2 separate regions of the Homo sapiens genome follow, and region 1 is linked to region 2. Evidence: read pairs that join two places in POLR2A ChIA-PET (ENCODE). Cell type or tissue: K562. All regions are shown on one strand. Each heading gives the region's core, and the rest is flanking DNA. Links, peaks and the distances in the headings are about the cores only. Region 1 overlaps DNHD1 (dynein heavy chain domain 1). Region 2 overlaps TRIM3 (tripartite motif containing 3).

Region 1 (4,397 bases), core at 212-4,211, 86 kb before region 2:
GTCTTGAATGATCTCCTTACCTGGAGCCTATAGTTGGATGCCCTTGTGCCTTTCTCTTGCCTTATCTTGTGACTTATGCTTTCCTTCATCCCCCTGCTTACTGGTCCTATGGATGGTGTTAGACTTGGATCTCTGGAGTTTGAGACTCTGGCGACCTGAAGGCCATAAGGTTCCTCTTCCTCCTCTGTTTCACTATTGCTGTTGCTGAAGTCCTCCCACTGGGCCAACTCCCCTTCAGATTCTACTTCGGGCACCCTCTCCTCCTCCTCCTCCTCCTCACTCTCCTGATGGTCCTTGCCCAGGTGCTGGGGCCCTGGCCCACAGCAGAAGACACTTTGAGCTACTACTAGGAGCAGCTTGGCACAGTAGGAGCGTTCCCTGGGGCTGTCCAGCCGGTCGCAAAAGGTTCTCTGTGCCTCATGCAACCAAAGACGCACCACATTGCGTGTGGCCATCATAACGGTCAGACAAGTGCCTCGCAGGCCTGACACCCGGCGCAAGTGCTCCTGGTGGTTGGGATAGTCCACAAAACCTCGGGAGCCTGTTCTGTTGGGCAGCAGCTGCAGGCTGCTCAGTAGGTGGCTCACAGAGTGTAGGGAGAAGTGGTAGTGTGGGTGGAGGGGTGAAGGCATGAAGCAATTGCACACAGCCTCCCAGGCCTCTACTGAGGCCCTAACCAGACCTCGTGCCAGAGCACGCTCCCGTTCCACAGAAGGGAAACGCTCAAGCCAAGCCTGAATGATAGGCACATGTCTTTCCAGCAGGGTGGCCTGGGTCATGCTTTCCAGGGCCAGGACTGTGAAGAGTCGAAAGAGGCGTGGACACAGTGGGCGCTCACAGTATCCTGGCACTGTGACAGTGGCAAGGAAGTTGACTGTAGGCTGCAGCGTCTGCAGTTCCAAGGTGCTGTGGGCATACACAGTGCCATCCATGGCCTGGCGCAGAGTCTCCAACACTGGCTGGCAGCTCTTCTCTGGGTCTATGGGACATGAGGAATAATAATGAGGACATGTAAAAGTCCACATGAGAGTATCAACCTGTTCCCTCTATTCCTGCCACACACGGTTCTAAAGGAATTTTGTGAATCTGACGTGTTGGGACTTGGTCACATTTGAGTAAGCTATTCTCCCTCCCCCACATTCTCCCTAAAATTGAGGAATTTCTTCTCTCTTCTCCCTAGATCCTACCTCTGTGACTTATTATTCATTAACCGAAGGTTAATAATGATAATAATGAATAATCATTAACTGAAGGTTAATGAATAATAAGATTTGGAAGCTGAGAAGGATAGAAACCAGATCGATCACAATTAGCAGGAAAGCGCAATCATTTCAGTCAAAGAGAATACAGTTATATCACATGTGCACTTAAAAAAAAATCAACTTTAGGCTGGGAGGTGGTGGCTCACTCCTGTAATCAACACTTTTGGAGGCTGAGATGGAAAGATTTCTTGAGGCCAGGAGTTCAAGACCAGCCTGGGTAACATAGCAAGACCTTGTTTCTACAAAAAATGAAAAATAAAATAGCTGGGCCTGGTGATGTGTGCTGTAGACCTGTCTACTTGGGAGGCTAAGGCTGGAGGATCACTTGAGCACAAGAGCTTGAGTGAGCCCTGATCGCACCATCCAGCCTGAGTGGCAGAGTGAGACTTTGTCTCTAAAAATAATAATAATAATAAATTTTAAAAATAAATTTTATTAAGACATGATTTACATACAACAAAATGTATACATTTTAAGTGTACAGTTCAGTGAATTTTGACTAATGTACACACCTGTGTCATCACCACCCCAATGATATTTAGAACATTTTCATCACCCTAGAAAGTTCCTCATGCTCCTTTAAAGCCAATCAATCCCTCTGCCACCACCATCACAGGCATTGTTATTTGATCGGATTTCCATCACTATAGGTTAGCTTTGTCTGTTCTAGAACCTCATATAAATAGAATCATACGGTATGTACTTGATCATGTCTATCTTCTTTTACTCAGCAGGTTTTTGAGACTCATCCATGTTTTTGCGTGTTTCCTTAGTTTGTTCCATTTTATTCCTGAGTAGTATTTTTCTGAGAGCCCCCAGTTAAACTGGTGTTCTAGTACCAGAGCAGCCAACAACCCTGCCCTAACAGGAAATAAAGGGGAGCTGAGTGTGGGGGTTTACAGTGTGCCTTTCACAGGATACTTCTTTTATCTGATGGACAGCCTAATGCCTAGTTGTCTGACCTGTGACCAGAGAGTCCTTCACACAGAAAACTTATTCTGGTTCTTTAGATAGAAGGACAAATTCAATACACCACAACAATAGGAAACAAGTTCAAAGATTTTTACTTAATCCTGTGCAAGGAGGGCATAATGAGCCGGGAGATCAGTCCTCCATCCTCATGTCACCTGAGGCAGCAATGAAGAGTTAGATTGAGAGAGACAGAGAGAGAAAGAGACAGAGAGAGAGACAGAGAGAGAGGGAATGAGGGAGGAGAGGAGGGATGGAGGGAGGGACTGGCAGTATATGTAAGGGAATAGGGTGTGGGTCATTTTAAGTTTTCAGGCAAATGCCTGAATGGCCTGTTTTTAAAGGAAAGGAGGCAAAGCAGGGAGCTAGTCTGCTGGGTGGGAGAGGCGCTTCTAAACTCTTATCTCTTGCCACCACCTGGAGCCATTTGGGTGGAGATGTGGATTTACCATTATACAGAACAATGCTGCTATGAATGTTCATGTATACTAAGTTTGAGGATATGCGGTTCTCATTTTACTTGGGTGAATACCTAAGAGTGGAATTGCTGGGTCATATGTTAAGTAATATTTAATTTTGTAAGAAACTGGCATATATTTTTTATAGTGGATGTACCATTTTACATTCTCACCATCAAAGTGAGAGAGTTTCAGTTGCTCTACATCTTTGAAAACACTTATTATTGTCAGTCTTTTTAATTATCACATGGTGGTTTAAATTTGCAGTTCACTGATGCCTGATAATATCAAGCATCTTTTTGTATACTGTTGCCCACTCATACATCTTTTGTGAAGTGTAAGTCTTTTGTCCATTTAAAACATTGGGATGATGTTTGTTTTCTTATTGAGTTGTAAGAGTTTTTTATGTATTCTAGGTTCAAGTCCTTTGTCAGATACATGTATCATGCATGTTTTCTCTGTCAATAGCTTATTTTTTTCATTTTCGTAACAGTGTCTTTTGAAGGGCATAGGTTTTCAATTTTGATAAAATTTAGTTTTTGTGCCCAAGAAATCATTGCCCAACCAAGGTCACACAGATTTTTCTCCAATTTTTTTCTAAAAATTTTATAGTTTTAGCTTTAGGTCTGTGATCCACCTATAATTTATTTTTATCTAGATTTTGAGGTAGAATACATGGTTCATTTTTTTCCATGCATATATCCAGATGTTCCAGCACCATTTTTTGAAAAGGCTATCCTTTCCCCCATTGAATTATCTTGGCACATTTATTAAAAATCAACTGGCCACATATGACTATATATCAGATTTTCTGTTCTATTCCATTAGTCCATATGTATATCCTTATACCAATACCACACTCTCTTCATTACAACAACTGTATAGCAAGTTTTAACATCACTAGTGTAGGTGTCCCAACTTTGTTCTTTTTCAAAGTTGCTTGGCTGCTCTAGATCTTTTGCATTGCTATATAAGTTTCAGAATAAGACTGTCAACTTACCAAAAAAAAATCTGTTAAGATTTAGCTTGGCATTGCATTGAATCTATAGATCATTTGGGGGAGAATGAAGACCTTAATGATACTGACTCTTCTGATCCATGAACATCATATATTTCTCCATTTATTTACATTTCCTCTATCTCAGCAATATTTAGTCATTTTCAGTGTACAGATCTTGAATGCTTTTAATTAAATTTATTCCTAAGTATTTTATGCTTTTAAATGACTTTTAAGTGATATTTTAAAATTTCAATTTCCAATGTTTTGTTACTAGGATATAGAAGTACAAATGATTTCAATGGATTGATTCTGTATCCTGTGACCCTGATGAATTAACTTATTTATTGTAGTAGTTTTTTATGGGGTTTAAAAAAATATTCCTTTGGGGTCTCTATGTAGACAATCATATTACATGCCAATACAGACAGTTTTAACTTGTCTTTTCTAATTTTAAAAGCTTTTATTTCTTTTTCTTAATTGCGTCGATGTGGTCTCCAGTACAGTGTTGAATAGAAGCAGTGAGTATGTTCTTGCCTTTTAACTGATTTTAGGGGGACAGTATTCAATATTTAACCATTAAGTATGTATTTAGCTGTAAGTATAATAGATGCTTTTCATCAAATTGAGAAAGTTATCTTCTATTCCTAGTTTCCTGGGAGTTATGGAATAGTGTTGGAATTTTGTCAAGTGATTTTTATCTACTAATAT
Region 2 (4,397 bases), core at 213-4,212:
CTGCTAATCTTATTTAAAGGATTCATTGGCTTTAAGGACTTTGCCTCATCCAAGGCTTCATTTGTTTCAGAGAAAGCCCAAAGACTGTAACCTGCAGTCATTTGTCATTTTTTTGAGGTCTCAAATGATCAGATAAACCTGGAAGCTAGTGAGTAGACGTGAGTTATTTTAGCAAGCAAATGAGCCTAGCTGACCTCTCGCATCCATTTTCAACAATGCCTTGGTTACCTCCATTCACAACTGTGTAACTCATGTGTACTGGGAATCCTGTGAGATTGTAGGAGGAAGTCCTGGGGAAAATTAATGCTATTTGAGAATTTGGAGAAACTGAAAAGCCTTGAAACACATCCTTTGCAGATGTCCAGGATCTAGTGGAGTCAGCACTGGCTGTCTTCATTTGTTCACAATCAGCTTCTTGCTTGACTCCCTGCATCTGGCTTCCTGTCCTCCATCCCCTGAAAACCACATGCTCTGAGGTTAATGAAAGCCTCTTTGGGGCTTAAATAATGGGACCTCTGCAGCATTTCACTCCCTTGTTCATGAAGTTCTCTTCTCCCTTGGCATTCATGACATCTGTTTCCTGATTCTCTTGCTTCTCTGGTTGTGCCTTCTCAATCTTCTTTGCAGACTCTGCTTCCTGGGCCTATCTCTTAAATATTGAGGTTCCTTGGGACTTGGTGATAGACCCTCCTTTCTCTCTTTACCCTCTCAGGGTAATGTCATCCACGCCCATGGCTTCAGGAACCATCTCTGCACCAACATCCACATTCATGTCTCCAGGCCAGACCTCTCTCTTAGGCTTCAGCGTATCTTTCCAACTGCCAACTGGACCTCTCCACTTGAATTACATCCCATAGGCACCTCAGATTCATCACATTAAACAGTGAACTCTAGCTGGGTGCTGTGGCTCATGCCTGCAACCCCCACGCTTTGGCAGGCCAAGGCAGGAGGATTAGTTGAGCCCAGGAGTTTGAGGCTACAGTGAGCTATGATCATAACACCACATTCCAGCCTGGACAACAGAGTAAGACCCTGTCTCTTAAAAAACAAAAACAAAACTGAAAAAACCTTAAAAGATAAACACCAAACTTATCACCCTCTCATCCAAACTGCTCTTCTTTGAGAGTTTCCAAAGAATCATCTGTTAATTCCTTCTTCTCCCCTAACTCTTCACATGTAAATACCCAGCCACCAAGTTCAGTTGATATCCCCCTGCAAAATTGATTTATCTTGGCCTGTCTTTGCTATTCTCCTAATCAAGGCAGTTTCTTAATTTTCCGTCCTTGCCCTTTAAACTATTTTCCACATAGCAGCCAAAAATGTACTTTTGTCACTCTATACTTAATAGCCCTCACCACTACCAAAGTTTTCCTTTGCTTTTTGGATAAATCCTTCATCCCCTAGCAGGTAAGCGTAAAGTCTAAACTCCTTAATAAGACCAACAAGGCATTGCATGATATATCTTTTGCCTACCTCTCCATCTTGTTTCTTAGCCCTCCCATCACAGTGTCTGATTCAGCCTCCTGATGCAAAAGGCACCATACTCTCTGTAACTCATCCTCAGCTTGAACGTTACTTTCTTTAGGAGTTACTAAAGTTACTTTCTTTAGGAGAAAGGTTGGCCTCCAACCTCTGGACCCACCCCTGCTCCAGATCTAGGTTAGGTAACCTTTGTACTCCTGGAGCAATTGGTGCTTCCTCATCATGGTCTTCACCACTTTACATTGCAGTAATCTATTTATTAGATTGTGGAATCCATGAAGGCTGAGCTGTGACTATTTGTCTTTGTGTCCCCAGGCCTAGCAGCAGTGTCAAGTGAATGCTGAATGAGGGAGTGAGGTGCCTTGAGAACTAAGCCATAAAGTATGGTGGGAATAACCAATACAGGGATAGCAGAAGGCAGTATGAGAAAGGAGAGTAAAGTCTGGCTCTGAGACCAAGGCCTTATAAGTGTCTGCTGTGATAAACAGTTCACTTGAACCACCACCTATAGGATCTTGGGGGCAAATCTCTAGAGCACAGTGGGATGGAAGAGCTAGGACCCCACGGGAGGAAGAGAATCTCAGATTCAGGCAGGGGTATGGCCTCAGCGGCTGCATGCCCAGTAAGTCTGGGAGGGGAACTGAAGCAGGAAGGGGAGGAGTGGGGGAGGAGCTATTGGTCCTTGGACATAGCCCAATCCCCGCCCCTGTGTGACAGTCTGGGAGAGCCCCTAGGCTTGGAGAGAGGTGGAGCCTGGCATCCAGCTACCCCAGCAGGACCCAGCAGACCACTCCCACTCTTCCTCCCAGCCTTTCCCTTCACCAGACAGAGGCTTCAGCTTGCCTCCCGCCTCCTGGTCCTTCCGCCAACCTTCAATCTGTCCTCCCTCCTGCTATGTTTTCCTGGTATTAAGTCTTCAGACTCCAGAACCCATTACAACTGTAGAGAGAACATCAGGATGCCAGTGTCTACATCAGCAGAGGATACTTTCAGGCATGCCCTTCACACTCTACCCAGGCCCACCCTTACACAAACATAAGGCACAGCAACTCAGCCCTTCTATCCCTCCCCAAATCTAGACTCGCTCCTGCATTCATTCATTCATTCATTCATTCATTCATTCACAGTCTTTAGAAAAAGGCTCATAATGCATCCAACAGCACAGACAATGGTGACCTGGTCCTATTCATTGCCTATTTTGGAGTAATCCAGCTGTTGTTCTGCCACCCTTCATGACCAAATCCCTGCCATGTATTGTCTACATCTGCTGTGTTAACTTCATCTCCCATTTACTCTTCAGTCACTCTGACGTGGCTTCTGCCCCTGCCACCCCACCACAGCCAAATCTAGTGGGCACTCTTCAGTCCGTTTCTTACTTCACCCCTTCTTTTTCTTGCACTGTTCTGTTGATTTCTTTGGTTTCACATTCTTTTGGTTTTCCTACCATTTCTCTGGGTTCTCTTTCTCAGAGTCACCTTTGCTGGCTCCCCTCTCTTGTGCCAGGCCCTTTTCTTATCACTGTCTGCCCTCTGTCCCTAGGTGGGCTCATGTCTTCTCATTGCTGAAAGTGCCATTTATATGCTAGTGATCCCAAATCAATAACCAGTCCAGACTTTTCTCTTGAGCTCCTGTATTCTGTTTCTTACTTGACAGCTCTACCTGGACATCAGAGAGACACATTGTACTTAGCATACATAGAACAGAATGCCCCAAATCAGCTCCACCTCAGCTTTCACTGTCTCTATTCATGGCCCATCACTTGCTAAAATGAGAAAGCTAAGTCATAATTGACATCCCTCTCACACCCAGTTCATCTTGATGTCCTTTGGATTTCTCTTTTATTATTTATTTTATTTTTATAGAGATGGGGTCTCATTATGTTGCCCAGACTGATCTCGAACTCCTGAGCTCAAGTGAACCTCCTTCCTCAGCCTCTCGAAGTGCTGGGATTACAGATGTGAGCCACCTTGCTCGGCCAATGAATATTTCTCAAATCAGTCCAGCTTTTTGCTTGTAGCTCAGATGATACCCTACATTATCTTACCCAAAGAACTTTGGTAGCTTCCTAACTGTTTTCTCTGATTCCACTCTGGCTTCTCTTTGTCTTCAATTCTCACAGCTTGCCAGAGTAGCTTTCTAATTTATTTTCACTTATTTATAAACCACATCATCCCCCCCTCCAACTTAGGATAAAATCACTTTTTTTTTTTGAGACAGAATCTCAACTTTGTCTCATGCCAGGCTAGAGTGCAGTGGCACGATTATGGCTCACTGCAGCCTCGACCTCCTGGGCTCAAGCAATCCTCCCACCTCAGCCTCCCAAGTAGCCTGGACTACAGGTGTGTGCCACCATGCCTAGATGATTTTTAATTTTTTTGTAGATATTGGTCTCATTATGTTGCCCAGGCTGATCTCCAATTCCTGGGCTCAAACGATCTTCCTGCTTTGGCCTCTGAAAGTGCTAGTATTACAGGTATGAGCCACTGCACCCAGCCAAAATCACATTCTTAATGGCGGTTATAAGGTCCTTCATGATCTCATCTCTACCTATCTTCCCAAACTCACCTCTTCCTTTTATTGACTTGGCTCCAACCACACAGTCCTTTCAGGTTCTCCATGAGCCTTCTGCCTAAGAACCTTTATCATGCTGTTTCTTCAGCCTAGAATGATTTCCCTTCCTGACTCCCTGTTGTTTCTCACCCTCACCCATACCATTTTTCTCCCATCCACCCAGAATTCTGCTTAAAAGTTACCTCCTTGGAGAGCCTTCCCTGATGACTCAATCAAAAGTGTTCTTTCTCACAGCATCCCTTTTTTCTTTATATCACTTCCCTGCCACTATTATTTACTTTTAAAATATCTGCCACCACCTCCCCACCACAGGGACAGTGACCCTGTCTGTTTTATCATTCCAT

Evidence for each region. ChIA-PET counts read pairs that join two places held together with the same protein. Peaks named below come from ENCODE experiments on the same cell type or tissue, not always from the same donor. Only the 100,000 strongest peaks of a DNase experiment are listed, where the experiment ranks them.
Region 1: POLR2A ChIA-PET joins it to region 2 with 5 read pairs; 2 of 35 experiments call an interaction of 5 or more read pairs at or near these places.

Annotation. Positions count from the first base shown.
Region 1 is chr11:6,553,265-6,557,661 of GRCh38, reverse strand. It overlaps DNHD1 (dynein heavy chain domain 1), which reads right to left. Exons shown (of 43, transcript NM_144666.3): 25 at 1-979. Among named protein-coding and RNA genes, the nearest start is that of RRP8, 48 kb to the left of the region's middle. In K562, for the core only: a CTCF peak has its summit at 2,649; DNase peaks (open chromatin) are centred at 2,131 and 2,631.
Region 2 is chr11:6,467,064-6,471,460 of GRCh38, reverse strand. All of the region lies in intron 1 of TRIM3 (tripartite motif containing 3), which reads left to right. Among named protein-coding and RNA genes, the nearest start is that of TRIM3, 4.7 kb to the left of the region's middle. RefSeq lists an enhancer at 2,048-2,342. In K562, for the core only: no CTCF peak of the experiment used is centred there; a DNase peak (open chromatin) is centred at 2,180.